2 separate regions of the Homo sapiens genome follow, and region 2 is linked to region 1. A link is an interaction called in ENCODE POLR2A ChIA-PET data of the cell type or tissue named here. Cell type or tissue: PC-9. All regions are shown on one strand. Each heading gives the region's core, and the rest is flanking DNA. Links, peaks and the distances in the headings are about the cores only. Region 1 overlaps AFG2A (AAA ATPase AFG2A). Region 2 overlaps AFG2A (AAA ATPase AFG2A).

Evidence for each region. ChIA-PET counts read pairs that join two places held together with the same protein. Peaks named below come from ENCODE experiments on the same cell type or tissue, not always from the same donor. Only the 100,000 strongest peaks of a DNase experiment are listed, where the experiment ranks them.
Region 2: POLR2A ChIA-PET joins it to region 1 with 5 read pairs; 3 of 35 experiments call an interaction of 5 or more read pairs at or near these places.

The regions. Positions count from the first base shown.
Region 1 is chr4:123,134,124-123,150,426 of GRCh38, reverse strand. All of the region lies in intron 14 of AFG2A (AAA ATPase AFG2A), which reads right to left. Among named protein-coding and RNA genes, the nearest start is that of AFG2A, 220 kb to the right of the region's middle. In PC-9, for the core only: no CTCF peak of the experiment used is centred there; no DNase peak of the experiment used is centred there.
Region 2 is chr4:123,308,180-123,324,482 of GRCh38, reverse strand. It overlaps AFG2A (AAA ATPase AFG2A), which reads right to left. Exons shown (of 16, transcript NM_145207.3): 16 at 5,050-10,595. The coding sequence ends at 10,419. Among named protein-coding and RNA genes, the nearest start is that of SPRY1, 80 kb to the left of the region's middle. In PC-9, for the core only: no CTCF peak of the experiment used is centred there; a DNase peak (open chromatin) is centred at 8,702; H3K27ac peaks cover 460 bases.

The sequences.
Region 1 (16,303 bases), core at 6,374-11,373:
CTTTGCTGAAGTTGCTTATCAGCTTAAGGAGTTTTTGGGCTGAGATGATGGGGTTTTCTAAATATACAATCATGTCATCTGCAAACAGAGACAATTTGACTTCCTCTCTTCCTATTTAAATACGCTTTATTTCTTTCTCTTGCCTGATTGCCCTGGCCAGAACTTCCAATACTATGTTGAACAGGAGTGGTGAGAGAGGGCATCCTTGTCTTGTGCCAGTTTTCAAAGGGAATGCTTCCAGCTTTTGCCTATTCAGTATGATACTGGCTGTGGGTTTGTCATGAATAGCTCTTATTATTTTGAGATATGTTCCATCAATACCTAGTTTATTGAGTATTTTTAGCATAAAGGGGTGTTGAGCTTTATCGGAGGCCTTTTCTGTATCTACTGAGATAATCATGTGGTTTTTGTCATTGGTTCTGTTTATGTGATGTATTATGTTTATTGATTTGCATATGTTGAACTACAGGCGTGTGCCTGTAGTCCCAGCTAACTTGGGAGGCTGAGGCAGAAGAATTGCTTGATCCTAGGAGACGGAGGTTGCAGTGAGCAGAGATCATGTCATTGCACTCCAAACTGGGCGACAGAGTGAGACTCTGACCAAAAAAAAAAAAAAAAAAAAAAAAAAGCTATTTCCTAAAATAATGCTTAGGAAATTCAAAAGTTTTAAATGTTTGCTACATGATGAAAATCACATTAGTTAGGCTTCAACACCATTGAAATGAACAGCACAGTTCCATCTAAATATCCAGTGGTTTTTGTGTGTGCCTATGTGAGGTGGGATTGGGTAAGCATTTTTTAAGATCATTAAGTTGTACCAGAATCTTATGAAGAAAAGAGAACATTTGCATATTCTGATGTACATGCATAATTCTCAGATGCACACCTTAGAGCCCTTTTGATAATCACTGATTTAGACAAACATATTATGAAATTGAAAAGTACAAATCGAAGCAGAGAAAAAGCTTCGGTCTTCATTTTCTATTTGTTTTATTATAGACAGCTAAACCCCATTTCTCATTTTATTCCCATCCCCAGACATTAACTTTTTCCTCACCTTTTTCTGTAATTTCTCTTCCACAGTATCTTTCCTGTATTTCTTTTTCTTTCCAGTCCATTGGCCTATTATAAATTTTATGAATTAGATGGTTTTATCCTTTCTCCCAGGATTTTGTCAAGTGTTGCAGCAAAGACTCATCTTATCTAGTTTTATCTCCATCTCACTTTAGTCACCTGATTCTTGATTTCTCCATTTGTAAGCCTGTAACTTATCAAATTTATTTACTAAGTATAAGTGCCATCTCTGTCATAACTTGGGCAAACTGTAAAGTAACAGTGGTATAAAAACAGTGTGTGTGTGCCAGGCGCCGTGGCTCACGCCTATAATCCCAGCACTTTGGGAGGCCGAGGCAGGCGGATTACCTGAGGTCAGGAATTCGAGACCAGCCTGGCCAACATGGTGAAACCTTGTCTCTACTAAAAATACAAAAATTAGCCGGGCATGGTGGCACCTGCCTGTAATCCCAGCTACTCGGGAGGCTGAGGCAAGAGAATTGCTTGAGCCCGGGAGACAGAGGTTGCAGTGAGCCAAGATCGTGCCACTGCACTCCAGCCTGGTCGACAGAGCGAGACTCTGTCTCAAAAAAAAAAAAAAAAATAGAGTGTGTGTGTGTTCTGTACTGACTTCAATTCTATCATGTTGCAAATTTTTGGCAAGGTATGTACCTCCTATTTGTAATCAAAGAAACATTGTTGGCCTCCTATCCCACGTTAGAAATCTATAATAGATTAGAAAAGGCTCTGGTGGTGGTATCAGTGGGCCAGCTAACTAACTCTAGTTACAACAGTAAGCCATACTGGCAGAAAGCAGAAGCAATCAAGAGACACACTTAATGGCACATATTAAAATATAGTAAAGGCAGTTGCTATAGGCTAGCTACAGATCAACTCCATTATCCACTGCTATATTTGCTTTCTGATTCTTTCACCTTTCCAGCTGATCTGCTTCCAAGTCATTTTATAACCACCCACTCTTCACTACTCCCCGGAAAAGTTTCATTGTTTAATTTTAAAAGCATTTCTCTCTCTCCCCCTCACTCCCCACTTTTCAACAAAATGTGGAGTTCTGGTCTCAATCATTATGCACACGTAGCTCTTAGTGCTAAAAAGGAACTGTATGTATACTTAAAAAAGAAAATTGAGATTTTTGCCTTCTCACATGTACCCATGTTTAAATAGTGGTAAAGGATGTAATTTCCAGAGTTTTGTAAATATTGAGATTTTAAAATAAGACCTTTACATCAACTCTTTCAACATATTCAACAGATTTAAATATACAGTGATTTAACACTACCATCTATTTAAAAGATATCTTTGAGAAATTTTACACTGCTCTTTTTTTCTCCTTGAATTTGTACTTCTACTCTACTATCCCAATAGAATTTCCTTCTTTCTCTGATCATCTTGTAATAATTCTTAGAAAAATATGCACATATTTTGAAATTTTAAAAAGTGTTCACTCATATGAACATAAGGTTCTAAGTATTACGTTTCTTCTGGATTGAATGAGCATTACAATGATTCATGTACAATTACATAAATGTATTAATGATTTTTGGAAAATATAATTAAACATTAAGGTTATAGAAAGTTCGTTTCTTAATGAGACAGCTGGAATCCTCTTATTAGTCTCCCTCCCCAGTGAATTTTTATAGACATTGTAAACTATTACTTATTGCTACAATTCAATTTTTTAGATTCTATTTCAATTTCTAAAAAAAATTTGTGGAATAAAGTACAGAGAAACCTTGTTCATACAAATAAGCGAGAAGTAATTCTGTTCTAATCATATTCCTCAAGTATTTGAAATCTGTCTATATTATATATCAGGAATGATGACAGATAACAACTGAAAATCTTTTTTAATTGTAACTACTGAGAAAATAAGAATGAAAAAGGCAAATGGTAATTATTATGATCTTCAGACCACACTCAGTAAACTGGTACTGAGTACCAGTTTAATAATAGATGGCTTTAGTGCCATCTATTCTCTCAAACGTAATACCTGTATTTCCCACTGCCCACTTGTTTGATGCTTCAGAGGTAAAGAGGAGTTTGGAGAAGAGAAACTTCCACCCCCATCACAAGTGAATTCTCAAGCAGATCAGTTTTAGGCACTAAAGATCTAGAAATGGGTTTCCTTAAACTATCATTCCTATGTATACCATGCACAACCAAGACATGACATCTCCTGGTTTAAAGAGATTCATTAAATTTAAGAAATTAGTTAACTTTGATCATACAGCATTTAAGTGTTAGAGTAAGATAACAGAAGAGTGAAATGGGAACACAAATATATAATATAAAATAAGATCAAGTTTATCATAAAATGTTATAGATCTTGGAGTTTCCAGTATAAAGGAAGGAAAAATTGTTTAGGATAGAAAATAACTTGGAAGTGAAAGGAGTATGGGGCATTTGTTGGGACAGATCTTTGCTCACGGAAGACTTATGAACAATGTGACATGACAGCATAGGTTGCCCTAGTAGTCAGTCCCTAGGTGTATGTCCCTAGCAACTGCAACGAACTCAAACCCTGTGCGCTTTGCCTTGTAGTGTAATCATGAGGGAAAAAAATGAGAGGTTTGGCATCCACCCCTTGTGATCTGAAAGAATAAAAATATTGGAGGCTTGGTTAAAGTGACACAATGGTTCCAATGGTGCTGCAACATGTTCAGATAAAAAAGCACCTGGAAATCTGTGTTCTTTGTTTCGTTTGGTACTGAAGCTCTTTTCTCAATTTATCAGTATCTGTTCATGTTATCTCTGATGTCTATTATTAAACAGAGAGCTTAATTTTGAGTTTCATAACTATGCATATTTTTCACTGTTAGTGTCTAAAGTTCATAAATACTTTCCCTGATGAATACAAGAACCTCAAAATTTTCACCTACTCTGATCTCTAACTGACTTCCTTACCCATCTTGTCCCCATAACTGCTGAAAGACTAATATTACCTGGAGTTTTAATTCTAAGCCAACAAATTACTTGGCTCTTATTTCTTTTCTTCCCCTTCTTTTCCGTTTTTCTCCCCATTGTGTGGCTATAAAACTATACCCTTTCTTGGGTTCTTTATTTCCTTTTACTAACTATATCTCACTAGTTCCTTCTGGACATACTTTTCTTGCCTGGTGCTTTTCAGAAATAGTGTTGGTACAGTAAGTTTTCTGAGATCTTGTATATGAGCAAATATCCTTACTTCTCCCTCATATTTAAATAAGTTAGTTGGATAAAATCTTAGGTTCAAAGTTAGTTTCCTATTTAGTGGCCTCTTGCATCTAGTGTTGTTGAGAAATCTGTCAGTCTAATTCATGACAGCAAATCAATCTCTTTCTGTTGGCATTTATCACATGTGTTAACAGGATTCTAGACATTAAATTTGCATTAGAAGTACAAATATGTTCTAAATTGTTCTGAAGTACTGCTATAAGTATTCAGAGTATACACAACCTCCAAAAAGAAAAAATAATCCAAAGATTAAGAAATAACATAAAAATACATTAAATTACTGTTAATTAAACTTTAAAAGTTCGTAGTCCAGTTTTCAGTAATTAGGATGCCACTCTCAAGTAGACATATTATTCTTTAACCAATATACCAAAAGGATATACCTCATTGGGGATCAGTTTCCTAATCTATAAAATGAGTAAATATTTGGAAGAGAATTTTATGTAGTGAATTCTCAAGGAATGATACTAACATTTTTCACTTTTGTTATTATCGTTTGGAAACTGTTAATGTCACCGGCTTTGGATTTAAACAGATTTAATACTAGTATATAAACTACTGACTACTAACTTTGTGGAAGTTTTAAATTCCCTAAACTTCAGATTCCCCTCATGTAAAAGGAAGAGATAATGAAAAGTGCTTAACATATTAGCAGATTGAAAGTGCATTATTTGCTACTATTATTAGGTGTGCAGTAATCTAATTGCTTAATTTGTCATATAACCAGTGAGTTTTATCTGAAGGACTCCTGTGTAATTTACAAGATGAAATGAAGAAACTGAAGCCAACTTTAAGGCTTTTATGTCTTTTACTCTGTATGTTCCTCTTCCCTGATGTATCTGTCCACAGTTTTCAGTTTCATTCAAAAATTGGGCAACTGAGTAAAAGAGCTGGCCCATGTATGCAAGTTCCATCAGTGTGGCCAGGTAAAATTATTCTCCAAATTGAAAAATGAGTAATAGAAATGGTAAGAAAAATAATTATTAATTATTTTTTAAAAATTAACTCTATGCAAGGCACAGCCTCTAGAACCACCACAGGAAGAGAGTGAATCTCTGCCTTTTAGAAGCTTCCAATTTCGGGATAAACAAAAAGATAAACAGCAATGTAAAGTCATATGCATTAAATGCTGAGTGGATCTTCTAGCCTGTATGTTCTAAAGAAAATGGAAAAGAGAAAAAAAATTATTGTCTTAGGAAAATAATTGCTTCCAGTACATTTTCAAAGCCAGTTCCACTTTTCCACAGGTCCATCTACTGAAAGATGAAACCAAAACCAACAGAAGACTACAAGGCCATTCAGAACTATTCATAAACTAGTATGACCAATTTCATCAAGTAATCAAGAAACAAAGTTCAAGTTCCTATGACTCTGAAAATTTTACAACACAGGTTCTTTGAGGTCACTTTTCCTATGTTTCAAAAACTGACTATAAAAACAAGTACTTTTCCCCCAACTTTATTGAGAGAAATGCTTTTGCTTTTAATCATATCTAACATTTAAGACAGGTTAAAGAAAGGAAATATCCCTTTTAATTATGGAGCTTTTTAATTACTGTGTGGTTTACAACAGTCTCACTTACAAGTCATCGTCCTTTCAAAACTAAAGCTAGCATCTCTCTTTATAGTATTATTTACTGGCTTCCCTTGCATCTGGCACCCAGGTCAGTGCATAGCAGATCAAACTATAATCTGAGCTCAGATCACAATGAAACAAAAGCCAAGGAAAGCCCAGTTAGCATTACTATATTACTTACAGCATGTAAATAAGCTGAATTAGATAATTTACATTTTATCCTTACATTAATTGAACTTTGCTGTGCAAGCCAGAAAGGTATCTATTAGAAAAAAATATTAAAAGCAAATGAAGCCAACAGATATATAGAGCTAAACAATGAGAACACGCTCTTTTCAAAATTTCCATCAGATCTATAAGGCAGTATAACAGAAAGAAAATGATTACAGTAATTCCTAGAGCAACTGGAAAAGTTGTCAACCCCATAGGTGTAGATTATTCTTGAGTTTTTCTACCCATTTACTGCCTTTTCCCCAGGTATACCACACAAGTTAATTCATTTATCCACTCACTCAACATCTGTGGAAATACTTCCTAGTACTAAACAAAAAGTCTGGGCTAACGAATACAAAGATGAAAACATTATATAGCATTACGATGAAAACATTATATAGCCCTTACAAAACACCAGTAGTCTGTTGCTGGTGAGGCCTGACTTTCTGACTGAAAAGAAGGAAAAATAGATTTAGCTTTCTAAATGTCCTTTCAGGTTAAAGGAAAAAAAAAAAAAAAAGAGAGAGAAGTTTATGCATATCCCTGAATGAAGTCAAGCTTTGGGTTCAGGAGTATTTTTATTTTCTCCCCCATGTATGAAATTTTAAAATCATTCATCCACCGAGAAATGCAAAGCATTACATTCTATTCTTCATGTTTCCACAGATTGGAGACTAACTTTATTAGTATATAATGCCAATTTATTAACATAATTTCTCCTTATTTCCTCTTAGTAACACTTAAGTCATGCCTTCTTTAAACTCTTGTACCTATATCAGCACAAATACTGTACTTAGTTATTTGCCCGAAAATTGGAAAAGCTCATAAGAAGGTGGGTTACTGACAATGGATAAGAGCCATATATACATCAACCATTGCAAATTCCATCAGATCTTGGAAATCCCTAGAAAGAAAGGCACAGATGTGATATACGTTAATTATCAAATTGTGAAAGAGAAAGTAGATGTTGATAGGTCTCCCAAAAGATTATTTATAGTTAATGTAATAGCGACGACTGCTGAAAACTTGCTGAAATATTTTGTAAAACAGGATTACATTTTTTAACATTAGAATTGAAAGGGAAAAATAAAGCAATTGAAGGTACAACAACTTAAAAATTTTAGTGCTAAAGTCGGGTGTGTATCTTTGATAATCTTTCTTTTTTTTTTCTGGAAAAACTAATAATACAGGGTGAATACCCCTTATCTGAATTGCTTGGGACCAGAGTGTTTCAGATTTCAGATTTTTTTTGGATTTTGTAATATTTGCATTATACATACTTACTGGTTTAGGGTTGAGCATCCCAAACCTTAAAATCCAAAATCCTAAATGCTCCAATGAGCATTTCCTTCAAGCATTATGTTAGAACTCAAAAGTTTCAAATTTTGGAGCATTTCAGGTCTTGAATTTTCCAACTTAGAATGCTCACCCTGTAATAGCTATTGCGTCTCAAGGCCTCACTTTACAACAAATTGTAAGCCAAATGATTCGTATAAATTATCTCTTCTGATCCCCTAATATTTCTACAAAAGAGTTATCATTCCTATTTTAAGATCCATGTATACTGCAGATTATTTTTAAGGGAAAAGCAAGTAGTTATGCAATCCTGTATTAGGTAAAGAAGTACTTTTCACAGCCATTCTTGGTTTTCCAGCTGTTGGGAGATTAACCCTGAGAGAGCATCTAAAGAACTACCATTCTCTTAAATTAAAGGCCACAGAATGAAGTGAAGTCTATGACAGATTACCAAAGTTAACGTATCTCAAGTTGTTTAAGAGGGACATGAAATCAACAATGAATAGATTCCTTGGAAATATGACAATTTAAAGATGAAAGAAAATTACTCACATATATAATACAAAATTATATCTGCTTTATCCAAATGTTAGTTTTTCTGATGCTTTCTAAATTAAATATATTTATTTATATGACGAACATTCACCAAAACTTAAGAGTACCAGGAACCATGCTAGACTAGGCCATGAATAAAACATGACTGCTGTCTACCCAGGCCTGTGAAAGACTTTACATCTATGATAGCACTGTAGTAACTACCAAGGCTATATGCATGTGTACTTACATGCATGCATACATACATTCATTCCTACATTTGACAAATGAGTAACTCTATGTAATAAGGTATTGTTCTAGGTCATGTTCAGTGATAATTAGTATCCAAAAACAATTAAAAACTTCACAGTGATACAGATATTTAATGCCAAACAGCCAACCTCTCTTGCTAAATTCTTCGCAAAAATATAACCTATATTCACTGTCAGCTGTCCCAGTTGTGTCTATATAACATTAAAGAAAGGAGGAAAACATCAAGGAGTTTTAGATGATGAGATGAGTCAAAGACCATACGAATTCAAATAGTCAACCTAAAGCTCTAAGGACAATACTGCCAAGGAATGGTCTTAAAATACATATATCCCCCCTTTTAGGAGGGGTCACGTTTGCTACAAAAAAGTGGCAAGTGAGTAAAAAGGCAACCCACAGAATGAAAGAAAATGTTTGCAAATCATCTATCTGATAAGGGATTAATATCCAGAATATATAGGGAATACCTAAAACCCAACAACAACAAACAAAAAACAAACAACCCAGCTCAAAAGTGGGCAAAAAACTTGCATAGACGTTTCTCCAAAGATGCAGATCGAGCCTCTACTTACAACGGAGTTCCATTCTGATAAACCCATCAAGCTCAAAATATTAAATCAAAAAAATATTTAACATACCTACCCTACTGAACATCATAGCTTAGCCCAGCCTAACTTAAACATGCTCAGAATACTTACATTAGCCTACAGGTGGGCAAAACAAATCTGGCAACACAGTACACTATAGAGTAACACTGTTTTTTTGTTTGTTTGTTTTGTTTTGTTTTTGAGACCGAGTCTCGCTCTGTCACCCAGACTGGAGAGTGCAGTGGGGCAATTTTGGCTCACTGCAACCTCCGCCTCTGGGTTCAAGCGATTCTTCTGCCTCAGTCTCCTGAGTAGCTGGGACTACAGGCCCACGCCACCATGCCTGGCTAATTTTAACTTCCTAGTCAATGCAGCAGAAATGTAATATAATTTTTAAAAGCACCCAGAACAACTGGGAGATCAATGCCTACCAGAACAAGCAAGTCCCCTAGTGAAAAATTCCAATTCACCACAAAGTTATTCTTTTTGTTTTGCTAGAAACTTTCTTTTAAAATCATGTCTTTTCTAGAGAACAGACTTTTAAACACATGAAAACAGTAACTATTTTACATTCTATTATCCATGGTAAAAATATGCTGTGGACCTTGCCTGTTATGTCCAAAATTAGTTGCAAATCATGAAATCTCAAAATTGTGTGTTATATTCTAGATGTCATCTCACCAGGACAGAATACTATGAAGTTATTAGTTATGCAATCTAGATGCTATAATTAATGTAGGCTAAAATGACACGAGCATTTTTTTTAGTAGTTTCATGACAATGTTAACTTTTGTTCCATGTGGGGTCAAATTTCCATGTACCACCAAACAAGTAAAATCTTTCTCATCCTACAAGTGTTACTTTAGTGAACTTAAATGTAAAATTTTAGATTTGTTTTCAGTAAACTCCATATTGTGAAAATGTTATATAATGTTAAGATTATTATTACCATGAATATAAAAATTAGTATCTTGTCAAAGTTTAAAAAATGGGAATACACATAGAGCAATGTGATAATAAGCAATCAACTTTAAAAAACAAGTATACAAAGGGTTACCCTTAAGTAGTTTTAAATAAGAAGCAAATTTAATTCAGTATTTTTCAATTGAGAGATTTATAATGCCTGTGGCATTACAAGAAAGAATCGCTTTTTTAAAAAAAAAAAAACCTTATCCTCTAAGGGAGGTGTTGTGACACAGAACAGGTGTGAAGCATTGACTCAATAAATAAGCCTAACATATCATCATATATCAATCATTTAGAAGGCTATTTGCATTATTTTCTATTGTGATGTTGGAATGTAAGTAAAAGAAGAAAACCAGAATTTTAAGCACCAAATCCATTAAGCTATGTACATCTAGCACTCCCAACTACTGAAACTGAAAGCAGATTCAATTTAAAAAATAAGAGTGGTTGACAAAGGATGGATTTTTTCACTTACTCATTCTCCCGTATCAACAGCTTTATTTCCTACCTGTCATTTACTCAACTAAAGGTTAGATATTCTGAAAACAGGTTTGTTTACTTTACATATCAGGATTGAAGGAAAGAAACGAAATATAGTACAGTATTTATTTTCCTGAAACAGTTACCAAAATTTTAGCCTTCAAGAACTATGGTATACCAAAGAAAAGAGTAAATCCCTTGATCTCTCAGTGACCTATCTGTTGATATTTGCCTACTCCTGAGGGCTGCTTGAATACCTGAACAATTTGTTTTATCCTGGAAACCTATTTCTCTGCTATGACTGAAAAATAATGGGTATCAGTCTGAAAACAGAAAAAGCTCATATTAAATAATAGGCTTATAAAATTTAATAGAATGTAGAACTTGAATGATTCAGAAAATCAGTAACCATTCACAAAATAAATGGTTCCCAAAATTGCTCCTATTTATGGCCAAACCATAATGTAATAATGTGGCAATTTTTGTAAAGCATGTAATGCAACATAAGTTTTGACTTAAATGAAAGATAAAAGTACACCTCATAATGACTAGTCATTAATCCAGGTATTGCTTTATCAATCTAATACCCTGAAACTTACTGAGTATCTTAATTCACTAATATGAAGTTTAAATTGCCACTGAAGTATATTCTTTATTACTACATTTGTAAAACTAGAATTTACACTGTTACCTGTGGCTTTTCCAAATCAAAATTCTAACTGACAGATGGATCAAGTTTTAATCTTCAAATATTGGTGCTGATTTTCTCAAATCTTTAAAAGTTATTTGATTCCAGAAAGAAAGAAAAAATAAATAAAAGATGGTTGTGTCTGAGACCTGAGGCTATTAAGAAAGAAAACAAAACTACAGGTTGGTTAAAGGAAGTCTGTAGAATTATTTCCCTACTGGTTTTAATGAATGTTTCTGAATGACCTTTGAGTACCAGTTCATTAAGAACAAGACAGTGATTGCTACAGAATCAGGAAAGGGAATGCAAAGAGAAAGTTGCCAAATTCAAAGGCTTTTAAAGTATTTTCACTCTATGTACTTGGAAATAATTTGTTTCATAGGCATCAAGCTTTTGTCTTAATATTTACATCTGTTTTATCTCCTCATTCAAGAAAAGCTATAATATAATCAAAGTTACAGAAGAAACAGATAGCTATTAAAAATTCCAAAATTTAAATACCTCTTAAAACCACATGGTTAATAGGAACATTTTAGGTGGATAATGTAAAGAGTATTCCCATTTCACTGGTAAGGTTTGAGTCTGATTAAAAATTCTAGTTCTTTGATATACATATATTTTATACATATACATGTATATGTGTTTCTAAATTTGAATTTATTCAACTCTGGTATCCTAAGAAAAAATGTAAATCTTATTTTTGTTATTATTATTCACTAATAGTATAAAGTATGGTTCCCAGTCTGTCGGTTGTAGGCTCCTGGGCTTGAAGACCTATAAATACCAAATATTACCTTAAAAAAATGAAAAAGTATATTTTGAATATATTTATTTTTTTTCCAAATGTTAAGTGTACGCTGTTATGATTACAAAAAATAGATAATTAAAGTGTTACACAACTTGCAGTAGTATTTTCCCATAAGGTATTTTTAAAATTACACTGAAAAAATTTAACTGCAATTATGTGGGAATCACAAATTGTTTTGATTCCAAAACTAGTTCAACAATATCAAAAATGTTTAAAGTTTCTGGAATACATTTAAGAGCTATCTTAAGAAGTATGAAATATGTCTTAAAAATGAGAAAATAGTAAGCTTTTATGACAATGAAATTAGAACACTCAAAGAATGTGTAAATTTAGAAGTCATACATACTTAGAGGTTTGTCATAAACATAACTATTATCTTAAGTAAAATACAGGCAGTAGCATTGTGGTCAAATGTGCAGACCCCAAAACCAGACTCAGAGTACAAATTGCAGCTCTGCCACTTAGCTGTGTTACCTGGGGCAATGAAATCTCTTTGCAAGTCAGTTTTCTTATCTATATCAACAATCTCATACTGAATTTAGGAAATATCCCAAGAAAGGAGGCATGGACATAACGTTATTTTCCATATAATTGCACACTATAGGCTGAAATTAATATAGAATAAAACAAATAATTAAAGGATGCATAACAAGCAGTACAGAAAAGATTAAGAGAAGTGTGGGCTAAAAGGCAACTTAATGTTGTCCTTTGTGGCAGACACCCAGCTGTCATCAAATATCCATTTTCCCTATCTTCTTGACCTAGATCATTGTAAGGGTTCTATACTAATGTATAGAAACTTCAAGTGATAAAATATTAACTCTAAGTAGACTGTGAAAACTTAGATGTGAATATTGTAATTGCTAGAGCAACACACAAAACAAAGAAATTTTAAAATGCCAGTAAATGAATTAAAGTAATAAAAAATATTCCAATAATTCAAAAGAAGGCAGAAAAAGGAAAACCGAAGAATGAAAAACGGAAGCAAACAGCAAACAATAAAGTCACAGACATAAACCCAAACATATGGAAATTTATACTAAATGGTATAAACACAACTTTAAGAAACCTGATTAAGACTGTACAGCAAACAAGATACAAATTGAATGCTATCTATATGAAAGTCAACTGTAATAAAATAATACATACATGTTAAAAGAATGTAAAATGAGACCACGTGATCACCAGCAAAAGAAAAGTGGATTGATTGTGTTAAAATCTGAGGAAGTTAGATGTCAGAATACAAAAATTACCAAGAGATGTAGAGGGTGCAACAATTGATAAATGTGAATGCATCTAAGAATAGAGCTTCAACACAGATGAAGCAAAGCTGAAGAAAATGAAAGGAGAAATAGAGAAATCCACAATTACACTTGGAGACTTCATCATTTCTCTCTCAGGAACCAAAAGAATAGACCAAATAGAAATTCTTCAAGAATATCAAATACATGAATAGCAGCATAATCAACCAAAGTGACCTAAATCAGGGGTCATCAACCCCCGGGTTGTGGATCAGTACCAGATTGCAGCCTATTAAGAACTGGTCTGCACAGCAGAAGGTGAGCAGCAGACAAGCAAGCAAGCATTACTGCCTGATCAGCCGCACCGTTAGATGCGCACTCATAGAAGTGTGAACCCTACTGTGAATTGTGCGTGCAAGGTATCTACGTTGTGTGCTCCTTATGAGAATCTAATGCCTGATCTGAAGTGAAATAGTTTCATCCCGAAACCAACCCCCGCCCCACACCTGTGGAAAAATTGTCTTTCACAAAACTGGTCCCTGGTGCCAAAAAGGTTGGGGACCACTGACTAAATGACCTCTATAAAACACTGCACCCAACAACAGACTACATTCTCTTTTTTTCTTTTTTTTTTTTTTTGAGATGGAGTTTCACTTTTGTTGCCCAGGCTGGAGTGTAATGGCATGATCTCGGCTCACTGCAACCTCTGCCTCCTGGGTTCAAGCGATTCTTCTGCCTCAGTCTCCCAAGTAGCGAGGATTACAGGAATGTGCCACCACGCCCAGCTAATATATATTTTTTTTTTTTGAGACGGAATTTTGCTTTTGTTGCCCAGGCTGGAGTGCAGTGGTGCGATCTCGGCTCACTGCAAGCTCCACCTCTCGTGTTCACGCCATTCTCCTGCCTCAGCCTCCCAGGTAGCTGGGACTACAGGCGCCTGCCACCACCCCAGCTAATTTTTTTGTATTTTTTTTTTTAGTAGAGACGGGGTTTTACCATGTTAGCCAGGATGGTCTCGATCTCCTGACCTCGTGATCCGCCCGTCTAGGCCTCCCAAAGTGCTGGGATTATAGGGGTGAGCCACCGCACCTGGCCTAATTTTGTATTTTTAGTAGAGACCGGGTTTCTCCATGTTGGTTCGGCTGGTCTAAAACTCCCGACCTCAGGTGATCTGCCTGCCTCAGCCTCCCAAAGTGCTGGGATTATAGGCGTAAGCCACCGCACCCGGCCAACAGACTACCTTCTTTAAAAGAGCACACAGAACAGTCGACAAGTTAGGACAATGTCGTGGGTGATCATAAAACCCACATATTAATTTACATAAATTAATAAATGTAAAGACTAAAATCATACAAAGCATGTTTTCTTACTAGAATGATTAAATTATTAGTTAAAGACACTGAGTTACTGAAAAATTTCCAAATATTTGGAAATTACAAATCTTTTACTTCCTTGTTTACTAATTGTTTTACTTATTTTTTCATACTATTGTAAATGAGATTGTTTTCTTAATTTTTTTCAGACAGTTTGTTGTTAGTGTAAAACAAAATGCTACTGGTTTGTGTAGGTTGATTTTGTACCCTGCAACTTTATTGGGTTTATGAATTCTAGCAGTTTTGGGTGGAGTCCTTAGGATTTTCTATATATAGCTGTCCCTCAGTATCTATGAGGGATTAGTTCCAGGCAACCTGGAGGATACTAAACTCCATGGATGCTCAAGTCCTTTATATAAAATGGCATAGTATTTGCATATAACCTATGCCTATCCCATATACTTTAAATGATCGCTAGATTACTTAAAATACCTAATACATGTAAATGCTATGTAAACGTTGTTATACTATATTGTTTGATGAAGAGTGACAAGAAAAAAGTCTGTAGATATTCAGCAGGCATAACTATCCATTTTTTTCTGAGTATTTTCAATCTGTGGTTGGTTGAATCCAAAGATGCAGAACCCACAGATACAGAGGTGTAACTGTATAAGATCATGTAGTCAGCAAACAAAGATAATTTCACTTCATCCTTTCCTATTAGGATGCCTTTTATTTCTTTCTCTTGTCTAATTGCTCTGGCTAGGACTTCCAGAACTATGTTCAAAAGAAATGGTGAGAATAGGTAAGCATCTTGTATTGTTCATGATATTAGAAAAAAAGCCTTTAGCTCTTCAGTATTGAGTATGCTGTTAGCTGCAGACTTGCCATATATGGCCTCTACTGTGTGGAGGAACATTCCTTCTGTACCTAATTTGTTAGATTTTTAATCATGACAGGATGCTGAATGTTGTTAAAGGCTTTTTCTGCATCTATTGAAATGATCATGTAGTTTTTGTCCTTCATTCTGTTAATATGGTAAGTCACATTTATTGATTTGCTTATGTTGAAGCAATCTACATTCCAGGAATAAATCCCACTTGATCTACTGGTAAATGATCCTTATAATGTACTATTGACTATGGTTTGCTAGTATTTTGTTGAGAATTTTTACATCAATGATCATCAGGAATACTGGCCTATAGTTTTGTTTTGTAATGTCTTTGTCTGGCTTTGGTAAGAGGGTGATTCTGGCCTCATAAAATGAGTCTGGAGGTATTCCCTCCTCTTCAATTTTTCAGAAGAGTTTGAGGAGGATTAGTATTAGCCCTTCTTTAAACGTGTGGTAGAATTCAGCCATAAAGTCATGTGGTTCTGGGCTTTCCACTGATGACAGACTTCTACTTACTGAGTCAATCTCCTTACTAATTATTGGTCTGTTCAGATTTCCAATCTCTTGATTCAGTTTTGTTATGTTAAATGTTTCTATCCATTTTTCTAGGTTACATGATTTGTTGACATATAATTGTTCATAGTAGTTTCTTATGATCCTTTGCAAAAAAAAAAAAAAAAATCCTAAAATTCATATGGAATCACAAAGGCCCAGAATAGTCAAAATAATCTTGACCAAAAAGAACAAAGCTGGAAGCATCACACAAACAGATTATAAAATATACTGCAAAGCCATACCTAGCATCAAAACAGACACATCAACGAATGGAATAGGACAGAGAGAGCAGAAATAAATCCACATGTCTATAGTCAATTGATTTTTGATGATGATGCCAAGAACATACAATGGGGAAAGGACAGTCTCTACAATAAGTGATGACGAGCAAACTGAATATCCACATATAGAATAAAAATGGACCCTTTTCTCACCCCTTATACATGAATCAAGTCAAAATAAATTGAAGACTTAAGCAGAAGACCTGAAAATAAAACTACTAGAAGAAAACCTAAGAGAAAAAGCTCCACAGACAGAGATTTCTTGGATATAACCTCAAAAGCACAGGCAATGAAAGCAAAAATAAACCAATGGAACT
Region 2 (16,303 bases), core at 6,278-11,277, 170 kb before region 1:
AAAAAACCCAAAAACAAAACAGGGTTTTTATTAGCATAGGTAACCAAACTTTTTATTTCCTTCATAAATGTGGTTCCTTCCTAATAATTTTATTTGTGGTTTTATTGTCTTTATTTTTGTATAAATTTAGGGACTGTAAGTGCAGTTTTGTTACATGGATTTGCCCCTGGTGTTGAAGTCTGGGCTTTTAGTATAAACATCACCTGAATAGTGTACATTGTACCAATTATGTAATTTCCCATCCCTCACCCCCTCCCACCCTCCTACACTTCCAAGTCTCCAATGTGTGTGCTTTATTTAGCTCCCACTTAGAAGTGAGAACATGCAGTATTTGACTTTCTGAGTTTTCACTTAAGATAACAGCTTCCGGTTCCATCCATGTTGCTGCAAAAGATATTTCAATCTTTTTTATAGCTGAATAGTATACCATGGTAAAATATATGCCACAATTTATTTATCCACTCATCTGTTGATGGACACTTACGTTGGTTCCATACCTTTGCTATTGTGAATAGTGCTGCTATGAACATAATGAGTGCTATGAACATAACGAGTGCTATGAACATAATGCGTGAATACTTTCCTTTGAGTATATACCCAGTAGTGGGACTGCAGGATCAAATGGTAGTTCTTTCAGAAATCTCCATACTGTTTTCCATAGACATACTAATTTATATTCTCAGCAACAGTGTATAAGCACTCCCTTTTCTCTGCAGCCTCACCAATGTCTTTTTTTTTGGTCTTTTTAATAACAGCCATTCTGACTGGGGTAAGATGATTTCTCATTGTGGTTTTAATTTGGCGTTCTCTGATGATTAGTGGTGTTGAGCATTTTTTCATATGGTTGTTGATCATTTCTGTGTCTTTTTTTCGAAAAATGTCTATTCATGTTCTTTGCTCACTTTTTTATTTATTTTTAAAATTTTTTATTTCCACAGGTTTTTGGGGAACAGGCAGTATTCGGTTACATGAGTAAGTTCTTTAGTGATTTGTGAGATTTTGGTGCATCCATTTCCTGAGCAGTATACACTGAACCCAATTTGTAGTCTTTGATTGCTCACCCGCTTCCCATCCTTTCCTCCTGAGTTCCCAAAGTCCACTGTGTGATTCTTGTATTTTTGCATCCTCATAGCTTAGCTCCCACTTATGAGTGAGAACATATGATGTTTGGTTTTCCATTCCTGAGTTACTTCACTTAGAATAATAGTCTCCAATCCCATCCAGGTTGCTGTGAATGCCATTAATTTAATCCTTTTTATGGCTGAGCAGTATTCCATTGTATATATATGTGTGTGTATATATATATGTATATATATATGTGTGTATATATATGTATATATATATGTGTGTATATATATGTATATATATATGTGTGTATATATATGTATATATATATGTGTGTATATATATGTGTATATATGTATACACACACACACACCACAGTTTCTTTATCCACTCGTTGACTGATGGGCATTTTGGTTGATTCCACATTTTTGCAATTGCGAATTGTGCTGCTACATGCATGAGCAAGTATCTTTTTCGTATAATGACTTCTTTTCTTCTGGGTAGATACCCAGTAGAGAGATTGCTGGATCAAATGGTAGTTCTACCTTTAGTTCCTTAAGGAATCTCCACACTGTTTTCCATACTAGTTTATATTCCCATGGGTTTGCCCACTTTTAAATGGGGTTATTTCATTGCTGTTGTTATTCTTGCAAATTCTGGATATCAGTTCCCTGTTGGATACACAGTTGGCAAATATTTTCTCCCTTTCGTCAGAATGTTTGTTCACTCTGTCCTTTTGTGCTGCAGAAGCCTTTTAGTTTACTTAAGTCCCATGTCTATTTTTGTTTTTGTTGCTTGTGCTTTTGAGGTCTTAGTCATGAATTATTTGACTAGACCAATGACCAGCAATTTTCCCTAGGTTTTCTTCTGATATTTTTAGTTTCAGGTCTTACATTTAAGTTCGTGATCCATCTTGAGTTGGTTTTCATATATGGTGAGAGGTAGGGGTCCAATTTCATTCTTCCACATATGGCAATCCAATTTTCCCAGCACCATTTATTGAAAAGGTGGTCCTTTCTCCAGTGTATGTTTTTGTCAGCTTTGTCAAAGATTGTTGGCTTTGTCAAAGATATGTGGCTTTATTTTTGAGTTCTCTATTCTGTTCCATTGATCTGTTTTTATACCAATACTATGCTGTTTTGGTTACTATATCTTTGTAGTATAGTTTGAGGTCAGATAATGTGATGCCTGCAGCTTTGTTCTTTTTGCTTAGGATTGCTTTGGCTATTTGGGCTCCTTTTTGGTTACATATGAATTTTAAGATGTTATAATTCTGTGAAAAATGATGTTGGTATTTTGATAGGGATTGCATTGCATATGTAGATTGCTTTGGGCAGTATGGTCATTTTCACAATATTAATTCTTCCAATCTATGAATATGGCATTTTTCCCATCTGTCTGTATCATCTATGATTTCTTTCATCAGTGTTTTGTAGTTTTCCTTGTGGAGAATTTTCATCTTCTTGGTTAAGTATCTTCCTAGATATTCACTTTTTTTTTTTTTGTAGCTATTGTGAATGGGATTGTGTTCTCGATTTTCTCAGCTTGATTGTCATCAGTATATCAAAATGCCATAAATGGTTTTGTTATCTTTTAAAAAGCAATCTAGAAAGTGTAGCAATTTTCAATTTCTGCTGTAACTTATCACAAATTAGTGGATTAAAACACAAATGTATTATCTCACAGTTCTGGAGGTCAGAAGTCTGAAATGAGTCTATAAAATGGGGCTGAAATCAAGATGTTGGTAGAGCTGTGTTTTAGAAGCATTAGGGAAGAATCCCTTTCCTTGCCTTTTCCAGCTTCCAGAGGCCACCTGCTTTCTTTGGCTTGTGGGCCCTTTCTCCATCCTCAAATCCAGCTGTGGAGCATCTTCAAATGTCTCTCTCTGACCTTTGCATCATTGACCAATTCTCTTGCCTCCATCTTTCCCTCATAACGATCCTTGTGACTACATTGGGTCTACTAGAAAAATTCAGGCTATTCTCCTATCAAGATCCTTAATGTAATCACATCTGCAAAGTTCTTTTTGACATCTGAAGGCTACATAACAAACACATGCATAGGTTCTGAGGATTAGGACATGGACATACTTGGATAATCATTCTGTCGAACACAAAAAAGATTAATTTGTTTTGTTTTAGAGTTTGTTCTTCAAACAATGAGCTGTTGGACTGACCACTTCTGTTTTTTAATTTATTGATTTCAGCTTTTACATTTTTTTGAGATTAATTTTGTAGTTTTTTTTTAAAATATAAGTTTTTAGTAGAATGCTTAATTCAGTTAATCTTATTCTATTAAGGAAAGTGTTCAGGTGTACAAATTATCCTCTGTGTAGAATGTTAATTGTGTCCCACCAATTGTATATAGTACTTTCATTATTATTTTCTAGATATTCTCCAATTTTGTTTTCGATTTCTTCTTTGTTCAAGGAATCACTTAACAATTATTTTTGAGCTTTTAATTGGTTGATTTTTGTTGTAACTGTTGTTTCTACATTAGTTTTATGTCATGGTAGTTATAGGGTACATTCTGCACCATATCTACTTTAGCAAATACATTGTTATATACGTGTGTGCATGTACCCTATAATTACATGTATCATGAGTATAAAATGATGTGCATTCTCTATTTGCAGAGTTTAAACATATGTGTTATTAGTTATTATTCAGATCCACTGTATCTTGGAGATAATGTCTACACTAGGTCATAATTTTTTTTTTATAGCAGCATAATGTTCCATTATATGGATGTACCATACTTTATTTAAATAGCCCTTATGGATAGATAACTGAATTGTCTTTTTAACAAAGCTGTAATGAAAAAATTTTATACATACCATTTTGTAACTGTGAATGTATATCTGAATGATAAATGGTTTAATGTGGAATTTCTGAATCTAAGGCTACATGAGAGTATTATTTTTCTTCTTAGTCCCTTTCCTTTGCTCTGTTAATTCTGTTTAAATCTGACTCAATTATTTTATCTACTGAATCACATCATCCATGTTTTCTTAACTTTTTTTGAGACTTCAAAGCCATTGTATTCTAAACTTTTTTCCTCTTTCCTCAGAAAATGTTCCTTCTTCCAAATGTACCCCAGCTTTCTTTTGGTGTTTTCTCTCCTCCTCCCAGCCTTCCCCTTCACCCCACATTTTTGGCATAGTTCCCCTGCTATTTTCATTTGGGATATTTCACTTTGTGATTATTCACGGCCCCAAAATAATCTGCATTCAGTATCTTTAATTCTCCTATTTGCTTGTCGCAATTTTCATTATTACCTATAATTATGTTGGGTGCAAGTAATATTTTAATGGCTGTGGGTGTATTATAAAATATTTGAATGTATTATTACATGTTAATTTCCTTTGCATTTAACTGTATTTCATTGATTTTTATTATATATGTTGTTCACATTTTAATGCTTCTGGAATCAGGATGTAATACCATTAACATGCAAATCAATATTATAGTACTTTATCTTTTTTCTAGAAAAATATGTTTTTAAATAGTGAGGCTTACAATTGATGGTGTATTGAAACCAAGTAAACAAGGTATTTCCTGTCACACTGAATGTGTTGTCAAGCACAGTACATGTAAAACTTCCTAGATCCTTTTTAAGTTGGTGTAAAATTGAAATCTGTAATACGTGTTATATTTGTTCCCTATTTTAAGCATAGATGAATTCTATGTTTCTATTTTTTTTTCTTTTCATATCCTTGGGTTTTGCTGTGTGTGGGTGTGACACTTAACCGTCTTTCCAGAAATGTTTATCACTAAATCCTGAAAGAAGAGTCTACAAATTTCCATATGATTTTGTAGGACTCTCAAAACCCTGTAACATCTCTTTCTGCAAAAATTTGTTGGAGTAAGGGGTATATTTGATAAAGACATTAGGCAAAAGGCCTATGTGTGCACACAACTGTTATAATGAAAATCCAAGGAAGAAAGGCAAATTTGTAACATTAGAATTTCTATGTGGACCACATTTGGAAAGCAGTGTTAATTTAATCCATACATAATATCAAAGGATGCTTTGGTGTGTGCTCATCTTCAAAGGAAGCATTCAGGAAAACATGACACAATAAGCCAAGACTCTAATAACCTCACATTCTGGAACTTCAGTAAAAACAGACCAGTACAATACCTTTATTCTATCTTTACAGCAACTTTTTCTGTAACCTTCTGATTAGGCTAAATTAAACATATGTTCAAGTTTGGTTCTATAAATTAAATCTTTTTTTATAAATGCAAAATCTATATATTATTTTTAAAACCTGTTTTACACATTAGAAATAAGACAGAACTAAATATTTATCGAGATAAGTTAGGGTAGTTTCTTGGCCATGAAGAAATAAGTTAGAAGCCGTTCTAAGTTTTGTTGTAAGAAGAAAAAATTGTACTATTCAAACTAAAATCTCCTGGAACACTAAAAAGACATGTCAATGTGAATATCCCTGACATCCGAAAGAATCTGGATCAAAGGCAAACTTTCAACCAAACAGATGCCAAAAAGTAAATTGTCTTCCTAAGACAGGAAGCTGGCCATTTTCTTTCCTTGCTGAGCTTAAATTTTCCATGAACTATATACCATGTATTCGATCACACACAAACCCAAATAATAGGATCATACACTGTTCCCCCCTTTTTTTTTTTTTTTTAAGAGATAGGATCTCGCTACATTGACCAGGCTGGATTCAAACTCCTGAGTTCAAGCGATCCTCTCACCTCAACCCCCGACCGAGTAGCTGGGACTACTGGTGTGTGCCACCATGCCCAGCTTTCATACACTCTTGTAATACATAAACATGAGACTCTGGGATTAGAAGTAAAACCTTCATGGAGATGAAGCTGAGGTAAACTGTTATTAGTGACACCTGACCTGCTCTTTTGTATGACTCAGATTTTTACTAGTACTTTTGTAAAAAGGGAACAAGCTTCAAATAGAAGAATTGCATGCCTTTTCAATGGTAATAATGGGCTATGTGGAGATATAAATAATTGGCTTATGAGAGACTAAAGATATAATGTTCTAAAATCTTTAAAAATTCATAACTTCCAACTCCTTTGCAGGACTACAGTGCTATGGAAATAGATGTCTTATTCCCAGACATAATGTCTCCCATTGTGTCAGGTAATGAGAGTGTCAGCTACACATTACTTTCAGCAACAAATTCCTCTTTATTTGTTTCCTAGGTCCTAAAAGCCTGATCTCTTATTTGCCTTCTTGCATTTTATTCCATTGTACCCAATACTCCTGATTTTCCAGAAACATGGGGTTGTGGGCACTGTGGATTGCATTGTAAATTCATGGAATTGAGTTAAATGATATGACTGTATTGGTTTAAGGCCCATCTTTTAAAAATTATCACGAAATATTTAGGTACACAAAAAGTACAGACTATATTAAATCAGCACCTATATTCCCATCACCCACCCTAAGATATGAAACATTACTGACACAATTGAAGCAGCTCAACTTTTCTCCCCTGAGGAAATTCCTCACCAGTATTTGGTGCTTTTCTTTTCTATTCATTTATTCTTCCACTATATATGCCCCCATAAACACATATTTTTCATGCTTCAAATTTTAAATATCATATTCCTCTAAAACATTCTTTGTTCATCCATGTTTCATCCCTATTTCATATGTAGCTCTAATTATTTTTTATTGCCACAGTATTCCATTGTATGACTATCACATATATCTATTACTGATGGATATTTAGATTGTTTCCGGGTTCTTACTACTTAAAAATAATGGTGCTATGAACTTTCCTATTCACTATCTCACTGCATCAATGTGAGACTTGCTCTGGGATATGCACCTAGGAGAACTGTTAGATTGTAGGGTCTTCAACTTTGCTAGATAGCCAGTTGCCTTCCAAAGTGGTTGTACCAATTTATGCTCCCATCAGCAGATCTGAGGCCCCACCCATCACATCCTGTGAGATTACAAGCCCTTGGTAAGCAAGGCATTAGCTTTTGGAATCCTCTGAGACGAAGCTACATTCCTGTAACTAGTCCAAGTGCTAGTTACCCCCAGGGCATTTTTAGCTTGGCTCCATGTTTTTAGGTTAATTTGTAGGTTTTGAGGTTTCATGAATTTGAAGGTAGTGTGAATTCAAATCATTCTAAAGCCATGGGCAGGTAAGCTCATAGTCAGAATTCTCAGAGGTTTTTTTTTTTTTTTTTTTGAGACGGAGTCTCACTCTGTCACCCAGGCTGGAGTGCAGTGGCGCAATCTCAGCTCACTGCAAGCTCCGTCTCCCGGGTTTACGCCATTCTCCTGCCTCAGCCTCCCGAGTAACTGGGACTACAGGCGCCCACCACCATTCCCGGCTAATTTTTTGAATTTTTAGTAGAGACGGGGTTTCACTGTGTTAGCCAGGATGGTCTTGATCTTCTGACCTCGTGATCCGCCTGCCTCGGCCTCCCAAAGTGCTGGGATTACAGGCATGAGCCACCGCGCCCAGCCCAGAGAGGCCTCTTTTAAAAAATGTTTTAAAAATCAAAAGCACAGGCCAAGTCAGAAAGCCTCCTTGTGGTCTTCCTGGCCAGCAGGAGATTTTTCTTTTCTTGTCTACCCTTGTGCTGAGAGTGTTGGTTATTATAGAGCTTGAGCATTATGTGCAGAGCTCAGTTGTCACTTCATGTTATATGGGCTGAAGGCTTTGAGTGGCTATTAATATCTAAACTTGTTGATTGAGACTGCTACCCTCCTCCCCACCACCCAGCCTCCTGCACCAGAGTCATTTCAAGCTTCTGGTTTTTATTCTATTGGGAATGAGATTTCTTTCATTTCCTTGTTTAGGCCCTGAAGGATAAGTTTTCCTCTTATTTTCTTGTGCCCTTAGCCATATATTTAATAGGGAAGAAGGTAAGTTCCTCTCTTGTTTCATAATTTTCTATGTAGATAACAACTAAAGGGAACACAGAGCATAAAAGTTTTGAGGTTGTATTTATTTCAATATGGAAGTCTTGTTTTCCAGATCTGCAGCGTCCAAGAGAACCTTCTGAATGATGGGAATGTTTTCTACTCTGTCCAGTGTGGCAGACCCTTGCCACATGTAGCTATTGAGCATTTGAAATGTGGCTGATATGTCTGATAAACTAATTCTTAAATATTATTTAATTGTAATTAATTTAATTAAAATGGTCAGATACAATTAGTGGTTATTGTATTTGACAACACAGTTCTAAGTGGTAATATTCTTTGTCCCCTAGGTGGGTTTATGTACTGGTAAACCAGTGTTGTCTTGAAAATCTGATATTTTTGAGGATGTAAATATATTTGAGGATTAAATATTTGAGATGTGACTTCAGAATATATGTCACCACAGGCTGGGCATGGTGGCTCACACCTGTAATCTCAGCCCTTTGGGAAGCTGAGGCAGGAGGGTCACCTGAGGCCAGGAGTTGGAGACCAGCCTGGGCAACACAGCAAGACTCTGTCTCTCTGTTTAAAAAAAAAAATTAGCCTGACATGGCAGTGTGCACCTGTTGTCCTAGCTACTCAGGAGGCTGAGTCAGGAGGATCACTTGAGCTCCAGGAGTTTGAAGGTGCAGTGAGCTACGACTGTGCCACTGCATTCCAGCCTGGGTGACACAACAAGATCCTATCTCTAAACAAACAAACAAGGAATGTATGCCACCACAAAACTGTATAGCCCATTATTTTGATAATCAGGTATTTCTTGTCTGATTTGTCTTTCTGGGAATTTTCAAAGATCTACAGTGATCAAGTTTAAGTGCACATTCTTCCCATTGCCAGTTTCTGATCTGAAGTCAGAGAATCACTTTCTGAAAGCTTTTTCAAGAGTATTTATGAAGTAATAAAGTGTGAAGAAATCCTGAGGATAAATAACAAGAAGCATAAATATACATATTTAGAATGCAACATAATATGTTTAAGATTACAATTTGGCGGCAGGGCGCAGTAGCTCATGCCTGTAATCCCAGCACTTTGGGAGGCCGAGGCGGGCGGATCACGAGGTCAGGAGATCGAGATCATCCTGGCTAACACGGTGAAACCCTGTCTCTAATAAAAAAAAAAAAAAAAAAAAATTAGCCAGGCATGGTGGTGGGCACCTGTAGTCCCAGCTACTCAGGAGGCTGAGGCGGGAGAATGGCGTAAGTAAACCCAGGAGGCAGAGCTTGCAGTGAGCCTAGATCACGCCACTGCACTCTAGCCTGGGCGACAGAGCAGCGAGACTCTGTCTCATAAAAAAAAAAAAGTACAATTTGGCCTATCTTTGAACTAAAAAGTTTACTGGTACCCTGAAAATATGTATAAGTAAAAACATGAATGCTTCATATGATTTATTAAAAGCATTTTATGAAAAAAAAACAAAAACACAAAACCTCTCCAGGTATGGTGGCTCACGCCTGTAATCCCAGCACTTTGGGAGGCTCAGGTGGGTGGGTCACCTGAGGCCAGCAGTTCGAGACCGGCCTGGCTAACATGGTGAAACCTTGTCTCTACTAAAAATATAAAAATTAGCTGCGTGTGGTGGTGCACACCTGTAGTCCCAGCTACTCAGGAGGTTGAGGCAGGAGAATTGCTTGAACTCAGGAGGCGGAGGTTGCAGTGAGCCAAGATCGTGCCACTGCACTCCAGCTTAGGTGACAGAGTGAGACTCTGTCTCAAAAAAAAAAAAAAAAGACAAAACAACAACAAAAAAAACCCAAGCCTACTGATCTAGGCTTAGAGTGGGCTTACACTTTCAAAGGGCATTGTATTATACAAAATATCTCTCAAAAAAAATTTTTTTGGCCATAGGTAGAGATTAAGAAGGCTAAAACAAAAATGCATATATGAATTTTAATGATAACACATATATGTATATTTGAAAACAAGGCCACATAAGCCTGGCTGGCACATTGGGCCATTTTACTGGCTGGCCTTCAAAAATAAAGATTACAAAAAATTTATCCACATACACTTTTTTATATCCCTAAAGATTACAAAAAATTTATCCACATATACTTTTTTATATCCCTGTATAAAATTGATGCCAACATGTTTGGCATTTTAGAAAGACACTCAAACAGATTCTGGAAAAAGAAATCGCTTCATGGGATGAACAGACTAGGTCGCAAATGAAAAAGCTAAACATTTGTTTTTTAAACCACACCACAAATTTCCAGGTAAAACTGATTGAAACTTATGCTCAGAGATATTTTCACTGTACTTACATGACTTGAAAATCTGTAAGAACCAAAGCCCCTAAATTCTACTGAACATACTTCAAACATTTTGCCTAGTAAAATTTTTTTTAACACTCTCAAAAAATTTTAAAAAGAAACAAATTTTCTCTGGAAAGGATTTTCAGCATCTTGAATATATATATTTTCTCAGAGTGTATGCAGCCCACTCTTCTCTTGATAATCTTCATAAAAACGTCTCAATGACTCAGGAATTCTAGGTGTCACAGTGCTCAAGGCCTGAGTGAAATGTCTTTTCATGATGAGATTGGCTTGAATGTCTTCTTCCAGAGCCAGAAGAGCTGCCTCTCTGCAGACAGCTACAATCTGAAATTTTAAAAAATAAGTAAATAAAAGGAGGTAGAAAACAATCAGTACTCTTTTAGAAACATAATATTCCAAATATTCATCTGTGGTACCTTCTACAACTAAATGCCCATTGCTAAAATTTATCTGCAAGAATTAGTCCACTCAAGTTTTCAAAAGGATAAAAGGTAATCATATACAGAGCATTCTGTTCTTTCCTTCATCCCAAAGCAACGTATTAAGTACTCAGAACCAGGAGTGCCAAAAGATATCTAAGAAGTGGCATTTGCTTTTAAGGGCATTTGCTCTTAACTGTAAGGGTAGGTAGCTGTGCACGCACATACTTTTAACAAGGGATGGCAAAGGATGCATGTCTCTATGTGGTGGAGGGAGGCGGGAGCCAACGGTCAAGGGAGGGCAGAGGGGGAGATATTCTGATACAGAGTGAGGCCTTGCTCATCAACACACCGTGTCATAGCACAGAGTTTCCACATTCCTTTCAACCTTTGATGTATTACCAACATGTAAAAGCATTTCTTTATGTGTATCTCTTTAATGAGTTCTTAAATCTCAGGAATATCAGATAGGGTTGTCAACATTTACTTTGGAGAGCTGCATTAGAACAGAGAAGTGAATGCTGTTTACTCAGCCAGGAAAGCTGGAAGAATTGAAAAGAATCTGGGGAGGGGGCGGAATGGATGCAGAGGGAGGAGGGAGGAGGCAGTAGGAAAACGGAAGGGGAGGAAGGTTCAAGAATCCCGAAATGTGTTTTTAAGCTCTCTGGACTTCAGACAGCGGAAGCAGGCTGATGCCAGTGTCATTCTAAAGACACATTACGGTAGTGAAAAGAGCTTGTGGGATGAAAAGAGATATTGTGATTTTCAGGGCAACAGGGAAAACAGTGATTGATATTGACTGCGCCCTTATATTGGTAAATGAAAGGGCCAGCTGAAACACATTTGTCCATCCATTCAGCGTATTTTCTCTGTTTGTTCACTCACTGAAAAGAGTTCCTCTGCTTATGCTGGGCTAATGGCTGCCAAAGCAGTTTAGTAGCTTTTTAGGGGATTTAGCAGCATGTTTAGGGAGCTTTCAAAAACATGCATAGATTTAGATGGCTTTGTCAAATTACGACAATGTAACTATTAGTTCTGGGCTTCATTAATGAGCGCCGAAGTTAACTGTAGTGGTTATGCATGTTAATGTTTTTCTGAAAAAAGAGGGTGGCTATCATCTTGTTGAAGGAAAAAACAAAACTTCAAGGGATTAGTAAAACCACTTTATCACATGTTCTGGTGCAAAAAGAGCTCTTTTGAAAACAAGAATGTGATAATTAATAAGCACAGTAAAAACCTGTGAAATGACCAGCATGGTAAACTGGCTATCCAATGGTTCCACTGTGTTCTAAGGGGACCTTGGAGATCTCTACAAAGGGAGGTGAAGGGACCAAGTGGGAAGAGTCCCCACCCACACCCTTCTGAGCAGCACTTCTTTCATCTGGACAAGAATTTGAAGCAATGGTTGCAAGGCTAAGAAGTCTGAAGAATCACTGGAAGAGGCAAAGAGCACTACATTTCCTGCCAGGTGACGGAGCTCTCTTTCTCTCTCCTGCATACCTCCCCCACCCCTCATAGCTGAGACTCCCTCAGAGAATAGAGAGCCTGGCACATAATGGTTGGGAACATTTATTGAGCACCTACTATGTGAGTGGACAAATATTAATTACTGTACTATTTCATTTGCTATATGACTGATATCTCCCTGTTTTTGCACAGTGCAGTGATCTTGCTAATAGGGGTATGTGTAAAGTCTGATGGAAACACATCCAACAGAGTGGCCAGATGAGCATGTGTACCATGGTGGCCAGGGCGGGGGTTGGAAAAAGAGCAGGGTTGAGAAAAAAAGAGGTAACCAAAAGGCTGCCTGGAACCTCTCAACGTTTCTGGGTTTTGATTCACATGGCGAGATGGGCGGTTTGCCCCGCTGGCACATCCGAGGAAGGGAACCAATTGTCAGACAGGCTTTCACTCTCAACACACAGTAATCAAACTGGCAGAAGAAGAAATGGTTGTACTCCTGTAATCACTGGAACCTCAGGGAGCCTAATACAGCACAGTAAATAAATGTAGGTAGTGGGAAATGTTATATCATTAGGGCCTAGAAGGCTGTCCTTAGGGTCAGTTCCCCTGGGCATTCCTCTTTGCAGAATCACTTACTTTCCTTCACATTTGCTTCTATAGATTTTCTCTCTCTTTTTTTTTTTTTTTTTTTTTTTTTTTTTTTGAGACAGAGTCTCGTTCTGTCACCAGGCTGGAGTGCAGTGGCGTAATCTCGGCTCCCTGCAACCTCCGCCTCCTGGGTTCAAGCGATTCTTCTGCCTAAGCCTCCTGAGTAGCTGGGACTACGGGCGCGTGCCACCACGCCTGGCTAGTTTTTTGTATTTTTAGTAGAGATGGGGTTTCACCATATTAGCCAGGATGGTCTCGATCTCCTGACCTTGTGATCCGCCCGCCTTGGCCTCTCAAAGTCCTGGGATTACAGGTGTGAGCCCCCGAGCCCAGCCTGCTGCTATAGATTTTTCTATGAGCTATAAGTTGTTGTTTTGTGGTGGCTTACATGGTAATGACAAAGCGGCTTTAGTGATCAGTTATGGTCAGAGAAGTAGTGACCACCTGAAATGTGAATGTTTGTAACTTGGGGCCTCTAGTATATGTCAACATTTGGGAAAAATTTCCCTACTATATTTAGTACTCCCCTGTCTCTTAAACAATTCCATCTAGCTTGGAGAACTACGAAACTTGAGATATAGAAAACTTGGACAGAGTTTTGACCAGATCACTAATGGTTGGATGAGATAGGGATGACCTAGAGAACTTCTGAGTGTTAATGAAAAGAGAAACATGGGTACTCAAGGACCTCAATATGAACGTGACTTCTTCTGTGTAGAGGAAGGAGTGCAGCTGTCTGTATGTCCTAGGGCGGGAGAAACACTGCCTGAATTCAACACTTGCTTCAATAAACATTACTCTGTTTCTTTTTATTTATAAAGGATGCTCTGAAGAACTAGTCAATAAGGTCATCTTCTTCTGCCACTCTTACTTTCCTATCACATTTACTTAGCAATATACTGCCAGTAACTGAGGGAAATGTAACCAGGACACTACAAATAATTAGCCAGTCATTCTTTCGTCAATCAACATCCACTGAATAGCTACTCTGTGCAATAACTATATTAAGCCAGGTGGAAGATCCAGGCATGTCTAAGATATAGCACCTGTCTTCCCCTGCTCACAAACCAGTAGTGGATGCATGTAAGGTAAATGCCGTGTGTACCATGGTATTAGAAGTACTTTCAGGGAGGCAAATGGAAAGGGCTTTAGTGTGGAGAGAAGGAATAAGTTACAGCTTTGGAAACCAAAGTGTGAAGAACAGAACTGAGACATGCATACAGGTAAGGGAAAGGAATAAAATGAGTAGAGAAGCAGCAAGGTGGGAAGAAAGAAAACACGGATTACATTGAACTAGCCTCAGTAGACAGAATGGAGAAATTTTTTTAAAAGAATAATTCTACCATCAAATATAACTAAAATTCACAATGATAGTGTTTTCAAAGTCATGTGGGCCACAATGACAGTGAAAGCTAGTCAATGCCAGTCCTCTCTAAAGCTCTAAACCAAATCCACAAGCAGCTGATGCACAAGCAGCTGACAGAGCGCCACTCCTAAAAGTTCCTTTTGTTTTTATTTTTTCCTCATGAAAAGGCTTCTTAGTAGAAATTCCAAAAGCAAAAGCATTGACTGGATTATTGGTTCTTTTCTCCTACCGCGAATAAAAAGGTAGATTTGGAAACAGATGTATTCTTAGGATGTCCATGATGGCTGGTTTCTATTTGCTCTGGGAGCCACTTACTGTGGTATGAGTTCCAAGATATGATATAATATCTCCCAAGAAAAGTGCAGCTCTCCTGCTCTTCTCATGGTCCACGCCAGCATTTCCGTTAAGAAATCAGTGTGTTCAGGAGAAGTATTCCATGGTCAAATAAGTTTTGGGCAACACTATACAGGTTGAGTATTCCTTATCTGAAATGCTTGGGACCAGACATGTTACAGATTTTGGAATATCTGCATTCTACTTACTGGTTGAACATTTGTAATCTGAAAATTTGAAATCCAAAATGCTCCAATGAGCATTTCCTTTGTGTGTTATGTTGGTACTCAAAAGTTTTGAATTTTGGAGCACTGTGGATTTCAGATTAGTGATACTCAACCTGTATATATTCTGTTCCCCATGGTGCACAATAGAATTTTAAAGGTTTTACAAAGGCTACTAATGATGGTCAGTTTGATTTTCTTTAACCCAGTGCAATGGTCTGAATGTTTTTCTCCAAAATGTATATGTTGAAACTTAATCTCCAATGCTACTAGTATTAAGAAGTGAGGTCTTTGGGAGGTGATTAGGTTGTGAGCGTTCTGTACTCACTGACAGAATTAGTACCCCTATAAAAGAAGCCTGATGGAGCTGGTTGGCCCCTTCCACCATGTGAGGACACAGCTAGAAGGTATGTCTATGAGGAATAGGCCCTCACCAGACACCAAATCTGTTGGCACCTTGATCCTGGACTTCCCAGTTTTCAGAAGTGTGAGCAATAAATTTGTATTATTTAAAAATTGCCCAGTCCAAGTTATTTGGTTATAGCAGCCAGAATGGACTACGACACTCGTTGTTTCCCATAGAACTCTTCCCCTCCTATTTCTGGCAGAATATCTATAAATGGTTTAATGGTGATCTTTGGCACATACTTTGGGAGATACCAAACAACTCAATCAGGGCACATTATGGCTCTTGCTTATTAGCATAGCTTTTTACTTTTGCTCTCCCCATTCCAAAATAGAAAAAGGAAGCGGGTGGAGGACAGAAACACAAGGAATAGACATATAGACATATTCCTTGTGTTTCTGAGAAGATGGGGAGAGGACATGAGAGACAGAAGGAAGGCCAGTGTGTTTAATGGGTCAAAGGGCAGCAACAGTGGTAGCAGCCAAAGCACTTACTTGTGCTCTGGCTATGTAAATAGTCAAGGTATGTTTGCTGAACTGAATAGTTACTTAACTACAACTACCTTTTCAAAAAGATGCATGCTATGTTCATCTTCCCCAGATTTGGCCAATCTATAGTATTTTTAGTTACTTATGTTTCATATGATCTAGATAAGCAGTCCCCAACCTTTTTAGCACCAGGGACTGGTTTCGTGGAAGACAATCTTTCCATGGACAGGGGGCGGAGGAGTGCGGGTGGTTTCAGGATGAATCCGTTCCATCTCAGATCATCAGGCATTAGACTCTCATAAGGAGTGCACAACCTGGATCCCTCACATGCACAGTTCACAATAGGGTTCCCACACCTATGAGAATCTAATGCCGCCGCTGATCTGACAGGAGGTGGAGCTCAGGTGGTAATGCTCACTTGCCCACTGCTCACCTCCTACCGTGTGGCCTGGTTCCTGACATGCTACGGACCAGTACCGGTGCATGGCCTGGGGGTGGTGGGAACCCCTGATCCAGATGTTGTCAGGTCTTCTTAAGTTCTTAGAATGAAGAGAAAGTAAATAACTAAAATTGTTTAATACTGTGATGTATGTTCATCTCAAGCTATGTTTTCAGTTTGGAGCACTACTCTGCATTTAGTTCTTTCTGTAGAACTAATTTCTAACATAAATTAGAAATTCTAGC